Linked DNA regions of Homo sapiens: region 1 is linked to region 2. Evidence: chromatin contacts called from ENCODE Hi-C or POLR2A ChIA-PET data. All regions are on one chromosome and are shown on one strand. Each heading gives the region's core, a stretch centred on a gene start or an enhancer-like site at or near the end of the contact. The rest is flanking DNA. Distances are from core to core; before and after follow the strand shown.

What was found. A loop is a pair of places that touch in the nucleus more often than their neighbours do. ChIA-PET counts read pairs that join two places held with the same protein, here RNA polymerase II (POLR2A).
Region 1: a map of PC-9 shows a loop between it and region 2 (3-fold over the local background). The contact joins two enhancer-like sites. A Hi-C loop is called at or near these places in 1 of 168 maps with a recorded cell type or tissue (PC-9). POLR2A ChIA-PET finds 5 or more read pairs at or near these places in 2 of 52 experiments (OCI-LY7 and activated CD4-positive, alpha-beta T cell).

Annotation. Positions count from the first base shown.
Region 1 is chr2:61,757,503-61,765,228 of GRCh38, forward strand. It overlaps LOC107985767 (a long non-coding RNA gene), which reads right to left and starts at 6,761. Exons shown (of 2, transcript XR_001739092.2): 1 at 6,531-6,761. RefSeq lists an enhancer at 6,351-6,550. Within about 2 kb of position 1,674, at least 5 of the 41 ENCODE cell types and tissues checked have a DNase peak (open chromatin) inside an H3K27ac peak, as active enhancers do; they include PC-9, where a contact is called at or near this core.
Region 2 is chr2:61,616,475-61,624,117 of GRCh38, forward strand. No RefSeq gene overlaps it. Among named protein-coding and RNA genes, the nearest start is that of XPO1, 82 kb to the left of the region's middle. Within about 2 kb of position 4,202, at least 2 of the 41 ENCODE cell types and tissues checked have a DNase peak (open chromatin) inside an H3K27ac peak, as active enhancers do; they include PC-9, where a contact is called at or near this core.

The DNA.
Region 1 (7,726 bases), core at 424-2,923, 140 kb after region 2:
GAGGCGGGGCTTGCAGTGAACCAAGATCGCGCCACTGCACTCCAGCCTTGGGCGACAGAGCGAGACTCCGTCTCAAAAAAAAAAAAAAAAAAAAAAAAAAAAGAAATTGACATTGCTACAGTCAAGATACAGAGTATTTCCACAGTTCCACTACCCCAGAATCCTTCATGCTGCCCTTTTATAGCCACACCCACTTCCCTTCAACCCCCACCCCCTCCTTAACCCCTGACAACCACTAATCCGTTCTCTATTTCTATCGTTTTGTTACTTCAAGAATGTTATATAGCACAGGCACAGTGGCTCACTTTTGTAATCCCAGCACTTTGGGAGGCGGAGGTGGACGGATCACTTGAGGTCAGGAATTCAAGACCAGCCTGGCCAACATGGTGAAACCCCATCTCTACTAAAAATACAAAACTTAGCAGGGCATGGTGGCACGTGCCTGTAATCCCAGCTACTCGAGAGGTTGAGGCAGGAGAATCTCCCGAACCCAGGAGGCAGAGGTTGCAGTGAGCAGAGATCACACTGCTGCACTCCTGCCTGGGCAACAGAGGGAGATCCGTCTCAAAAAAACAAAAAACAAAACAAAAAACAAAAAACAAAACCACAACAACACAGATTCCTGGGGTCCATCTCCAGAGTTATTGATTCAGTAGGTCTGGGGTATGGGTCAAGAATCTGAATTTCTGACTAGTTCCCTGATGATGCTGATGCTGCTGATTCATGGACCACACTTTGAAAATAACTGTCTTAGAACATTTTAAAATTTCCCTCCTCATCTTCACCTGCCTGATTTATTACTTAACCTTTAGTCCTTCCCTCATCTCAATACATGGTGTTCCATGACACACTGTACTTACCTCATCACCTATCATACTCTACTGTAAAATCTTATTTAAATGTTTCTTGCTCACCAGACTGTATCCTCAACACCTAGCACAGAGTCTGGCACAGAATAGGCACTCAATTTATATGATGACTGAATAAATTCCTTAATTTTGACACTTTAATAGATTCAACTGAAGCAATATCTGTACAGCCATAGGATATTTAGAAGGAAATGCTCCTATGTACTAGAAATAAGAAATGAAAACATCAAGGCAAGGATCTCTTGATTGATAGGTTTAAGGAAAAATACATTAAGGTTTTTTTAGTTAAGATTTACTCGGAAGTTTTTGTGTTTATTGCAGTTCATTTCAACCAAAACACCACACTGAAATAATGATGGACAACAAAGGTCAAGAATTCAAGTTGATTAAAAACAAACAAACAAACAAACAAACAGAAAACTTGACCTTTTTTTTTTTTAATAATTGCTTCAAAGTCTGTATTTTGTTCTTCTAAAAGTGCACTCTTGCTGGGCGTGATGGCTCACACCTGTAATCCCAGCACTTTGGAAGGCCAAGGCAGGTGGATCACCTGAGGTCAGGAGTTCGAGACCAGCCTGGCCAACTTTGTGAATCCCCATCTCTACTAAAAATACAAAAATTTGTCAGGCGTGGTGGCGGGCGCTTGTAATCCCAGCTACTTGGGAGGCTGAGGCAGGCGAATCACTTAAACTAGGGAGGCAGAGGTTGCAGTGAGCTGAGATTGCACCATTGCACTCCAGCCTGTGCAATGGAGCAATATTCTGTATCAAAAAAAAAAAGGGCACTCTTTGCCTTCAGACTAAACACCCCAAACCACAAGACTATCTAACACAGCCAAGCCTTGAAAACAACTCTTTGACTCACATCTGGCCAGATGTTGAAATCTGAACATATTTGCTTGTAGAGGTCTACAAATCATAGTCTAAAATTTCAAAACAAAGAAAAAAACTGTAGAAACCTGAAGTTTTTCATAAGTTCGTGGCAAACTCATTTAGCAGCAAAATCTGACCTGAACAGATGTGTATCTGTTTCTAGCCTTTGTTTATCCTACTTATGGTTAATACTAATGCATTTTTTGCATGCATATTTTGGTTTGATTACAAGATTCTGCTCCAGATCCTGCTGGGCTGTTACAGAATATATGGGATATGCATTATATTCCTGTCTAAAATCCTGATAACTCTCAGTTCTGAAACACATCTGGCAAGAAAGAATTTGGATACAGGATTATGTCCCTATGCTAAGAATGAGATATGAATTTCTCTTAATCTCTGTTATCTAGTCTACTCTAAATATTTATCCAAATTATACCCTCTGTTATCTTATTGTTTTGTATGTGAAAATCAGTCTTGAAAGTAGTTTTCTTCATTTTATCTATTTTAATATCAGTTGAATGTGTTGGAAATTCAATGTTCCTATTCATATGTTAGACTTTCTTTTTAAATCAGGTTATAGGAAATTCTATACTTCTTTGGGATCCTTGTGGCTCACTTACATCAGATGAATCATCGTCATCCTCATATGAATCATCGCCAGAACAATTTCAAAGCATAGAACTATAAAATATATCTAGTGGATAACATTATTTTGGAATGCATTTGGAAGATTAATGTCACATTTAAAAGCCATTGACATTTGGTAGTCTCAACAGATGAAAGCCAAATTTTTGCAGATTAAGATGTGAAGGGGGAATGACAAACTGAAATTATTGCAAAGAGCAAAAAAAAAAAATCCACCTAAAATATATTTAGGAATGAACTGAACAAGAAATGTATGGATCTATGTGAAGAAAATGCTACTGGGAAACTTTAAAAGAAAACTTGGGTAAATGGAGGACCACATGTTTTCAGGTGGCATATTTAGTTTCAAAACAAAGAAAAGTCAGTCAGGTGAGCTTAAATTGAAAGGGGTTTATTTTATTTTATTTTATTTTATTTTATTTTATTTTATTTTATTTTATTTTATTTTATTTATTTTTTGAGATGGAGTCGTGCTCTGTCACCCAGGCAGGAGTACAGTGGTGCGATCTCGGCTGACTGCAACCTCCGCCTCCCAGGTTCAAGCGACTCTTCCGCCTCAGCCTCTCGAGTAGCTGGGATTACAGGCGCGTGCCACCATGCCCGGCTAATTTTTGTATTTTTAGTAGAGACAGGGTTTCGCCATGTTGGTCAGGCTGGTCTCGAACTCCTGACCTGAGGTGATCCCCCTGCCTCTGCCTCTCGAAGTGCTGGGATTATAGGCATGAACCACCACGTCTGGCCAAAAAGGGGTCTATTTGAAGGAGGAGAGGGGGTACCTTGTGGAGATCCCTAAGAGTGGACAGGGCAGTAGAGCCTTAGTAGTGGCAAGCTAGGACCTGGAAAGCCCCAGAACCATGGGCAGGTAATCCATCATACCCCTCTGGGGCCACAGGACTTCATAACTGCTTCTCTGTGAATCTGCTTCTTTCTGCAGCCTTGCTTTCTCTGTACTGCATACATGTAGATCAAACATCTCTCCCTCCTTTTCCCTTACTTTCTAGGTCAAGAGACAAGTTAAAACCATGTAACTGCACATTTCCAGGAAAGAGAATCTGATTGGACCAGCTTGAATCAGTTTTCTACCCGCCTCTATTCCAATCAGCTATGGCAAGGGAGAAGCGGGTTAATAAAGGATAAGGATGCCAACTGGGATGTGGGGAAGTGCTGGAGCAAACTGCCTGGCATGTGCATTATAAATAGATGAGCACGTCCATATTGTGGAAAGGCAACAGGACAAGAGGACAGGCTCTGGGGTCAAATTGCCTGGCTTTGACTTTTGACCTTGCCACTTATTAGCAGCTTCACTTTGGACAAATTATTCAATTTCTTTTTCTTTTTTGAGATGGAGTCTCGCTCTGTCACCCAGGTGGGAGTGCAGTGGCGTGATCTCGGCTCACTGCAACCTCCACCTCCCAGGTTCAAGCAATTCTCCTGCCTCAGCCTCCCGAGTAGCTGGGACTACAGGTCCGTGCCACCATGCCCGGCTAATATTTTGTATTTTTAGTAGAGATGGGGTTGCACCGTGTTAGCCAGGAGGTTTTGATCTCCTGACCTCGTGATCTGCCCGCCTCAGCCTCCCAAAGTGCTGGGATTACAGGCGTGAGCCACCGCGCCTGGCCAAATTATTCAATTTCTTTATGCCTCGGTTACCCCATCTGTAACATGAGGGTGATAATAGTTGTGTGGATTAAATAACACAAATAACACTTTGTAGAAACTACATAAGTATGTATTACTTTTATAAAGATGTCTGTTTCCCCTAAATTAGTCAATAAAAGTACTGCAATCGCAATCAAAATTACAATTTTTTTTTTTTTTTAAGACAGAGTTTCGCTCTTGTTGCCCAGGCTGGAGTGCAATGGTGTGATCTCGGCTCACCGCAACCTCCATCTCCCGGGTTCAAGTGATTCTCTTGCCTCAGCCTCCCGAGTAGTTGGGATTACGGGCATGCGCCACCACAGCAGACTAATTTTGTATTTTTAGTAGAGATGGGGGGGCGTTTCTCCATGCTGGTCAGGCTGGTCTCGAACTCCCGACCTCAGGTAATCCGCCCGCCTCAGCCTCCCAAAGTGCTGGGATTACAGGCATGAGCCACCACACCCGGCCACAATTGTTTTTTAATTTGACAAAGTTTAAAGTTACCATGGAAGAAATAATATATCTCTGGAGAGGATGGCAGGGATAGCCTCTGCCATCCTGGGAAGAGCACAGATTTATACACTATTGGTAATGTTCTAGGTTAGGTTGAGGTTGGCTTCATATTATTACGCTTTTAAACTTACATATATTACAAAATTCTATTTTATGTGTATTAAATATATTTTTAAGGACAATTCTTAAAGACTAGTAAGCAGAGATTTATCCCATCAGAAATTTTTAAATCATCTAAAGGTATGTTAAAACAGTATTACTGCCCAGCAACAGATAAATCAATGAGGCAGAAAAAGTACATACGGACATTTAGTACAGTCATCCCGTGATATCTGTGTGCGACTGTTTCCAGGAACCCCCGCGGATAACAAGTCCATTACATAAAATGTAGTATTTGCATATAACCTACCCACATCCGTCCTCCTGTATACTTTAAATCACTCTAGATTACTTATAATACCTAATGCAATGTAAATGCATAGCATTTGTGCTGGGATTACAGGCGTGAGCCACTGCACCCGACAAATTATTTTTTTAAAACTCTAAAAATGCTAGAAGAAAATACAGGTAACCATGACATCAAAGCTAGAAACAAAGGAAATGACTCATTAGACATATCTACATAAAAATTAAAAACTTCCTTCAGTAAAAAAAAAAAACGAAAAACCATAGGTGATATTAAAAGATGAATTTGAAAAACAGGAAAAATATCTGTAAATATCTCAATCATAGGTTAATATTTCTAATATACAAAAAGCACTTGTAATTTCTAAAATGTGAATATTTCATTTTAAAAATATTTCTAACATACAAAAAGCACTTGTAATTTCTAAAATGTGAATATTTCATTTTAAAAATAGGCAGAAGTCATGAACTAGTAATTCACAAAAATAGAGCCAATAATTATATGAAAGATGTTCAGTTTTACACTTAGGCAACAAAATGCAAATTAAAACGAGTCTTTTTTAAAGAGATGATAAAGATCACGAAGACTGACAATATCTAAGATTAGCAAGGAGATGCAGAGAGCATATTCCTTCTCATACTGTTAATGGAAAAGTAGTAAATAGGTTTCTAGGGGAGGGTCTGGTAATATCATTTAGAGTCTTACAAACGTGCATTTTCCTTGATCCAGTAATTTTATTTCTATGACTTTATTGTAAAAAAATAATCAGGGACATGTACAGATTTACATATAAGAATATTCATCTAGGATTGTAGACCTGAAAAGCTGTCAATACCTGAAAAGTCCAACAACTTAGGGACTGGTTGAACAAATTATGATATCCATACAGCCATTAAAAATGATTCTGTAGGCTGGACCCGGTGGTTCATGCCCACAGTCCCAGCACTTTGGGAGCCTGAGGTGGGAGTATCACTTGAGCCCGGGAGGTCAAGACCAGCCTGGGCAACAACCCCATCTCTTAGAAAAAATATATATATATAAATATAAATATATATGTAATTATTTTAATTTACCTGCAAAGACATTACTGGGAGATAACGCGCTTACGTTTTTCTGTTTTAAAAAACCAAACACCTTTACGTGTATGTATGAAAATTCTAAATTTATGTAGCAATATGTTAATAGTATTATCCACTGTGGCAAGAATGAGAGTTTAAGTTTCTTTTATAAACATGTATGTACTCTCGAACTACTGCTGCTATTACAGGGAGCAGGCATTTTTTAAAAGCACTATTCTTCTTACAGTCAGGAAATACAGGACACTATTACTTCGCGGGGGAAGACGGGCACTGGGAAGAGTCCACGCCGGCGAAGGCAGGCGAAGACAGGGCTCGCTGACGCCCCCGGTCGCCCGCGCCTCTTCCCACAGCTCTCCGAGGAGCCCAGCTACCGGAAACACGCCACATCAGGCCTCGGAATTCTGGGCATCGGACGGACAGCTCGTGACCTCAGAAGGAGGAAAACGGTCACCTTCTGAAAGAAACACGAACTCCTCTTTCCTGTATCAGAACATTTCTCATTCACCTGAGCGCGGCGTTTCTATCCTGAGATGTTGGGAGGAGGTTCGAGGTGGGCGGGGTGACGGTTTTCTCTTGGAAATGAAAAACAGCCTTTCCTGCTACCCCTGCCCGCTCACACAGGCGAGACTTGGAGTCTGCCCCGCGGAAAGCCGTTTCTATGGGTGACGACGTATGGCAACGCGTCTAAGGGAACGTCGGCGAGTCGACTATTGTGTTCCCAAAGTCGCCCTGAAATGAGGACAGAAGTTCGGGGGAGCCGGGGGCGTAGAGTAAAGGCACGATCTGATTGGCCCGCGGCCGCGCAACGATGGGCGGGACGGGGCAGAAGTGTGGGCGAGCTGGGGCGTCACCGCGCGCCGGGTAGTCTCTCTCACGCCCTGGCGGGTGCGCAGGTCTCTAAACTGGGCGGAGCAAGGGAAGTGATGTGTGGCCTCCGGAAGGACGCGCGTAAATCCTCACCCATAAGTAACGAGTCGCCGTGGTCAAACAAGGCCCTCCTACGATACCAATCGCGTGGCGGGTGTGGTACTGCCGAACCCGAGGAATGAGAAAGGAGGCCCGGCAGAAAGTTCGGATCAGCTGCCGGCCGTTCCCGGCGTAGCCTAGGGCGGGGAGGGATTGACTCCCCGGAACATCCCGGGGTAAAGACCTCGCATAACAGCGAAACCGCTGAGGGACTGTTGTGTGGCGAGGCCTTGGAGACAGACAGGCCCACACACTCCCTTTCCTCGTGAGGGTCACCGACCTGCCTACTTGGGAACGACATAGACCTGACAGTTGTGTTTGGGGGTGGAGGTTGATGACCAGTTATTGAATGAATCGCAGAGACATTTGCGTAGGAGTGTTGATGCAAGATTTTCTTCTTTTTTTTTTTTTTTTTGAGATGGAGTCTCGCTGTCTCCCAGGCTGCAGTGTAGTGGCAGGATCTCGGCTTACAACAACCTCCGCCTCCCGGGTTCAAGCGATTCTCCTGCCTCAGCCTCCCGAGTAGCTGGGACTACAGGCGCACGCCACCACGCCCGGTTGATTTTTGTATTTTTAGCAGAGACGGGGTTTCACCGTGTTGGCCAGGCTGTTCTGGAACTCCTGACCTCAGGTGATCCGCCCACCTCGGCCTCCCAAAGTGCTGGGATTACAGGCGTGAGCCACCGCGCCCGGCCCCCCTCTGGCCACTATTATTATAGTTTTTAAAGCCTCTTA
Region 2 (7,643 bases), core at 2,952-5,451:
TCTCGAGCTCCTGACCTCAGGTGAGCCACCCGCTTGGCCTCCCAAAGTGCTGGGATTACAGGCGTGAGCCACCGTGCCCGGCCCGAATATCCAAAACTTAACACAGGGCCTTACACATGTCAGGTGCTCAAAAATATTTATTGCATTGAATTGATGCATTTATTGCATTTTCAAAGTTTGAAGGCAGTGATTCATTCAGCTGGTGTAACACAGAATCAAAGATGTCAACGGAAGGATATAACATTTGTTCAAAAAAAAAAACTGTTCAGTACCTTTTAGACAACTATGTTACAATGGATGGGAATTAATGCAAGTCTGTGACCATTGCCTGAAAAAAAAAAAAACACTCAAAACCTACATCTTGCTGATGGCACAAGAGAAGCAACTACTTTTCATGAACTGTCACAGTCTTCTAACTGCTCTCCAGCTTCCAGTCTTATCCTCCAACCCTACATCCATCTACTCTCTTGGCCAAAGTAAGCTATGATACTTTAAAAATATAAACCTGATTAAGTCTCAGGTAAAAAAGAGAAATAAATAAAAATATAAATCTGGGCTAGGCATAGTGGCTCATGCCTGTAATCGCAGCATTTTGGGGGGCCGAAGCGGGTGGGCTGCTTGAGTTCAGCAGTTTGAGACCAGCCTGGGCAATATAGTGAAACCTTGTCTCTACAAAAAATACAAAAATTAGCCAGGTGTTGTGGCTCACAGCTGTAGTCCCAGCTACTTGGGAGGCTGAGGTGGGAGGATCACCTGAGCCTAGGAGGCGGAGGTTGCAGTGAGCCAAGATTGGGCTGTGCACTCCAACCTGGGTGACAAAGAAAGACCCTGTCTCAAAAAAAAAAAAAAAAGGAAGAAGAAGAAAAATACAAACCTGATTATATCACTCCCTTGGCAAAAATCTTCATAGCTGGGAAGCCCATAAGGCCTGTGTGATCTGTCCTTTGCCACCTCTCCAGCTCCATTCTGTCCTAGGGCTTCTGCAATTGCTGTTCCCTCTACTTGTATCTCCTACTCCAGGCTATTTGCATGGCTGGCTCCTTTATAGCTTCTAGGTCTCTGCTTAAATGTTGCTCCTCAGAAAGGCCTTCCCATAATACTGTTCTGTGTTTTCTTAGATTGTGTTTTTATCTATTTGGCATCCATTAATCACAGGGCCAAACAAAGTGGTTTACATCTTCTCTGTAATCCGCTTTCACAGACACACACAGACACACACACACACAAATTACATAACAAACCCTCCACCCAGGCCAGGTGTGGGGGCTCACACCTGTGATACTAACACTTTGGGAGGCTGAGGCAGGAGGATTAACTTGAGATCATTTAAAACCAAGGGTTCAAGACCAGCCTGGACAACACAGCAAGACCCTCTCTCTAACAAACAAACAAACACTTCAACCAATCCAAATCCCCAACCACCTTCTTTCTCTAACTCTCGGACACCAGGCAAATATTTTCCACTCCCTAAACCAGCCCAGGGCCAGGTTCTAGACAACTAGAGACCACCCCTGTAGCTCAGAGCTCATTGACATTATTCAAACTAAACAATGCTAAGCTGTTTAGTCTTCCCTGCCTTGCCTTGCCTTGGAAAACATGATAAAGTCTCTCCCCTCCTTTCTGTTTCTCTCTCCCGACAAAACCTAGTGCTTCCCCATGTGGCTCTGCATGGTGGCATGTCCCCTTCTCTCAGGAACTGTTAGTAATAAATTCTTCTTTCAGTGGCATTAGCCTGTCCCCCATGTTGTCACCAGTCACCTTTATAAATTAAGACATGAGGGCCAAGTGCAGTGCCTCACACTTGTAGTCTCAGCACTTTGGGAAGCTGAAGGGAGGATCACTTGATGCCTGAATTCAAGACCAGCCTGGGCAACACAGCAAGACCCCATACACACACACGCGCACACACACACACACACACACACACACACACACACACTAAATAAAGATCTGGGTCGGGCATGGTGGCATGCATCTTGTAATCCCAGCTACTTGGGAGGTTGAGGCAAGAGGATTGCATGAGCCCAGGAGTTCAAGGCTGTAGTGTGCTATGATTGCTCCTGTGAATAGTGACTGCACTCTAGCCTGGACAACATACTGAGACCCTGTCTCTAAAAATTAATTCAGGTCTAGGCACAAATCAAACACCCAGCCTACCGTGACATCACTTAGTTGCTCATTACTTCTGCTTATTTTTCTCAAAGCATGTCTCTCAGTGTGACATTTCCGTATCTATTTATTTACTTGTTTATTATCTGTGTCCCTAAAATTTAATATAGGTGACAGGAAAGCAAGAACCTCCTTTTATCTATCTTGATCACTATTTTTTTTTTTTTAATTTGAGAGAGGGTCTTGCTTTGTTGCCCAGGCTGGAGTACAGTGGCGTGATTATGACACACTGCAGCCTCGACCTCACAGGCTCAAGCATATCTCAATCACTCTTGTATCCCCAGTATTTGGCTGACAATAGGCACTCAATATTTATTAAATGATTGAAAAAATACATAGAAAAAGTACAGTAAGGGAAGTGTTAGATACTACAGGCAGAACAGTGGTGACAGATTATAAAATAGAACATTTTTTAAAAAGACTTTACAATTACAAAATGGCTGTTATATAAATAACATTCCCCAAAAAGCTTGGACTATTATTTTTCCATATTCATGTCTTTTCATTTTTAAATAGTTCTATGGGGTGGAGGTGGGGGGGCGGTAAACACAATGATATTTACTTTGGAAACACAGACATGAAAATTACTTTTATTGTACATGCTGAGAGTAGAAATATGACCCCTGTGCAATGCAAGATTTTCCCTAAAGCTGAAAATGGACAAGACATTGGCATTCCCATCTATTATAACTGGACCAGAACTTCAATCACCAGCTGAAAAAATAAACACAGGGTCAGCAGGCATTTGCCCTGCACCCGGAGTGCATTCCAAAGTGAGAACCATGTGCAAATGACCTAAAGATCTAATGCCTCCTGATTTCAAATTAATAGTTATGCAATAACATAGGGTAGAGGGGGCCATGGCAGTGTGTCCTTGAAATTGATGCCCATGTGAGAGAAGGCTCAGGAGATAGGGGAATCACATTTTGGCCAAAAGAAAACTATATAAAATTTCCTACTTCTTCATTTCCAATGATCAAACCATTCGGGCCACTAGAAGACAGATGGTTTTGCTGTAGGTGGGATGAAACAGCAGGTCCCAGGGTTTGCAACAGTTGCCTGGCTTTGACAAGAAGCATAACGGGGCAGGTGCTGTGGTTTGCGCCTGTAATCCCAGTGCTTTGGGAGCCCAAGACAGGCAGATCAGTTGAGTCCAGGCGTTCAAGAGCAGCCTGGGCAACATGGTGAAACCCCATCTCTATAAAAATACAAAAATTAGCCAGGCGTGGTGCTGTGTGCCTGTAATCCCAGTTACTTTGGGGGCTGAAGCATGAGAATTGCTTGAACCTGGGAGGTGGGGGTTGCAGTGAGCCTAGATTGCACCACTTCACTCCAGCTTGGGCGACAGAGCAAGACCTTGTCTCAAAAAATAAATAGATAAAATAAAATAAAATAAAATGAAGCATAACAGGATATGTGGAGGGCCAGTCTCAATGTCTCCTGGATTGTTATTCAAGGTGAAGCGAGAGTTGTCCTGATTGGGTGTGCTGTGTAAGGAAGCCTGACATAAAGCAAACCTGGGAAGGACCAGAGACCTCTGTATTGACCTCTACAGTGCATACAAAAGACAGAAAGCCAGTTATGTACTCTGCTTGGTTTAGGGATTATACAGAGGTGTAAGCCATATCTTCATAATTTTCCCAACCCCACCTGTCTCAGATGATCTTGTTTTTTTCCTTCTTTATCTTAAATTTGATTTGATGGTAGAATACCACAGAGATGGTTGTTACCTCAAGTATACAGTAGTAGCATACTTTTATCTGCCATATCACCTTTTTTTGGTTATTTCAATGTGTCATGATTCCTATTCTGGTTTCTATTGCTGTATATGAAATGACTTCAAATTTAGTGGTGTAAAAAAATAACTCTCTTTTTATACTCAAACCATGTGGGTTAGGAATTTGCGCAGGGCACAGAGGAGATATCTTGCCTCCGCTCCATGGTGTCGTGTCTGGGGCCTCAGCTGGAAAGACTCAAACGCTGGAGGTGACTTGACTGGCTGGGAGTTGTGATAGTCTGAAAGTTTCATGACTCATCTGCACACAGGCTGACCTCAGCTGGAACTGTTACCAGAGCACCTACTTACAGCTTCTCCATGTGGCCTGAGGGCTTCTTTACAACATGGTTCTTCCAGCTTCCACCTGCCACCTAGTCCCAAAGCTAATGCCACATGTTTTAGGCTTTTCTTACAGCAACGTCCCATTTCCAGGTAGTAACATTATGATTGGTGCATCACAAACCACCTCAAAGTTAGTAGTATAAAGCAATACCCATTCTATTTAACTTATATGAATAGAGTGCAACAGGGAGGGTTTGTCACTGCTCCACAGTGTTTGAGTCCTCAGAGGAGAAGACTCGAACACAAAGAATGAGTCATTTGGCTGGGGGATGAAGTCATCTGGAGGCTTCTCCATTATGTATCCAGTGCCTGGACCAGAATGTCTCAGACAATAGGCTCAGCTTGGTCTGTAATTGGAGCACCCACATGTGGTTTGGGCTTCTCACAGAAAGGCTGCTGGTCTGAGATGGAGCCTCTTGAGAGCAAGCTTTCCAATAGAACGAGCTAGAAGCTTCCTGGCCTTTTCTGACCTATTGCCAGAAGTCATGCAGCATCTGGCTGGGCGCAGTGGCTCACATCTGTAATCCCAGCACTTTGGGAGGCCGAGGCAGGTGGATCACCTGAGGTCAGGAGTTCGAGACCAGCCTGGCCAACACGGTGAAACCCTGTCTCTACTAAAAATACAATACAAAAATTAGCCAGGTGTGGTGGTGCACACCTGTAGTTCTGGCTATTTGGGAGGCTGAAGCAGGAGAATTGCTTGAACTCTGGGGGTGGAGGTTGCAGTGAGCTGAGATCTCGTCACTGCACTCCAGCCTGGGCTACAGAGCAAGATTTCATCTCACACACACAAAAACACACACACACAAAGGCACGCAGCATCATTCACCACTTTCTGCTTTAAACTTAATCCATATCCTGAGGGCTGTAGAATTACCCAACTAATATAAATTTGGTATGCAAATCTACACTAGGAATGCTTTGCAGTTACAACTTTTGGGACAGTTCCCCCTACTGCTCAGCTCAGCAACTTTCCTTACTGTCCACGGTGGGCAGGGGTGGGGATGGGTTTACTTTGGGTCCAGTCTTTTTTTTTGTTTTCTTTGAGTTGGAGTCTCACTCTTGTTACCCAGGCTGGAGACGGAATGCAATGGTGTGATCTTGGGTTGCTGCAACCTCCATCTCCTGGGTTCAAGTGATTCTCCTGCCTCAGTCTCCCAAGTAGCTGGGATTACAGGTGCCTGCCACCATGCCCAGCTAATTTTTGTATTTTTAGTAGAGATGGGGATTTCACCATGTTGGCCAGGCATGCCAGGATGGTCTTGAACTCCTCACCTCAGGTGCTCCACCCGCCTCAGCTTCCCAAAGTGCTGGGATTACAGGTGTGAGCTGCCGCTCCCGGCCATGGTCCAGTCTTTATGAGGGCAGCATCTCCTATTAGTCTCCCATATTGGATGGGTCCTGAACTTTGTCTTCCATGAAAACTGAAGTTCAAGTTTGCCAAGTTTGGAAAGTAGCTTCAATACTCCACTTAGGGTTCATGCCTTCTCTTAGATTTTAGCATGATGCTTTCCTTACTATATTGCAAACTGCTTTTTAAAAAAGATGCTTTTGATATTTAAAACAGTAATTAGTTGTTGTTTTCAACAAGAGGGTCAGTGTAGCTTGCTGTATTACTGGAAATAGAAGTCCTTATCTCAATAAATTGTACCTTCAATCACTTGGTTGTTCGCTTCAGGAACATCGGAGTCCGTTTTTTGTTTTGTTTTGTTTTTGTTTTTGTTTTTTTTGAGACAGGGGTCTCACTCTGTTGCCCAGGCTGGAGTGCAGTGGTGTGATTATAGCTCACTGCAGCCTTGATCTCCTGGGCCGAAGCGATCCTTCCATTTCACTTTCCCAAGTAGCTGGGACTACAGGTATGTGCCACCATGCCCAGATAATTTTGCTTATTTTTTTAGAGATGAGGTCTCATTATGTTGCTCAGGCAGCAGAGTCTTTTTTTTTTTTTTTAAAAAAAACAGCTTTTTGAAGTATAATTCAGGCCCGGCATGGTGACCAACATTTTGGGCAGCCCAGGCAGGAGGATTGCTTGAGCTCAGGAGCTGAAGACCAGCCTGGGCAATATGGTGAAAATTGATCTTTACAAAAAAAAAAATTACAAAAATTAGCCAGGTGTAGTGGCATGTGTCTGTAGTCCTAGCTACTTAGAAGGATGAGGACTGATTGAGTCCAGGAGGTCGAGGCTACAGCGAGCTGTGATCATGCCACTACACTCCAACCTGGGCAACAGAATGAGACCTTGGTTCGAAACAAAAACAAAAACAAAATATACGCCAGGCACAGTGGCTTACGCCTGTAATATCAGCATTTGGGAGGCCAAGGTGGGCGGATCACTTGAGGTCAGGAATTCAAGACCAGTCTGGCCAACATGGTGAAACCCCCTCTCTACTAAAAAATATAAAAATTGGCTGAGTGTGGTGGTGCGTGCCTATAATCCCAGCTACTCCGGAGGCTGAGGTGGGAGAATTGCTCGAACCTGGGAGGCAGAGGTTGCAGTGAGCCGAGATGGTGCCATAGCACACCAGCCTGTGCGACAGAGTGAGACTCCATCTCTCTCTCTCTCTCTCACACACACACACACACACACCAAAAAAAAAAAAACAAAAAAACACAAAATAAATAAATAAATAAAACCTCCCAAAATAAATTAACATACCATACAGTTCACCCATTTAAAGTACGCAATTTGGCGGGGCACGGTGGCTCATGCCTGTAATCCCAGCACTTTGGGAGGCCTAGGCAGGTGGGTCACTTGAGGTCAGGAGTTTGAGACCAGCCTGGCCAACATGGTAAGACCCCGTCTCTACTAAAAATACAAAAATTAGCTGGGCGTGGTGGCAGCAGGCACCTGTAATCCCAGCTACTTGGGAGGCTGAGGCAGGAGAATCACTTGAACCCTGAAGGTAGAGGTTTCAGTGAGCCGAGATCATGCCATTGCACTCCAGCCTGGGCGACAAGGGTAAAACTCCATCTAAAAAAAAAAAAAATTAGCTGGGCGTGGTGGTATGCACCTATAATCCCAGTTACTCGGGAGGCTGAGGCAGGAGAATACCTTGAAGCCGGGAGGTGGAGGTTGCAAGATCTTACCACTGCATTCTGGCCTGGGTGACAGAGCAAGACGCTGTCTCAAAAAGTAATAAAATAAAATAAAATAAAATAAAATAAAATAAAATAAAATAAAATAAAATAAAATAAAATAAGATAATAAAGTATGCAATTTGGCTGGGTGCAGTGGCTCATTCCTGTAATTCTAGCACTTTGACAGCCCAGGAGTTTGAGACCAGCTTGGGCGAGATGGTGAAACTTTGTCTCTATTAAAAATAAAAAAAATTAGCCAGACATGGTGGCATGTGCC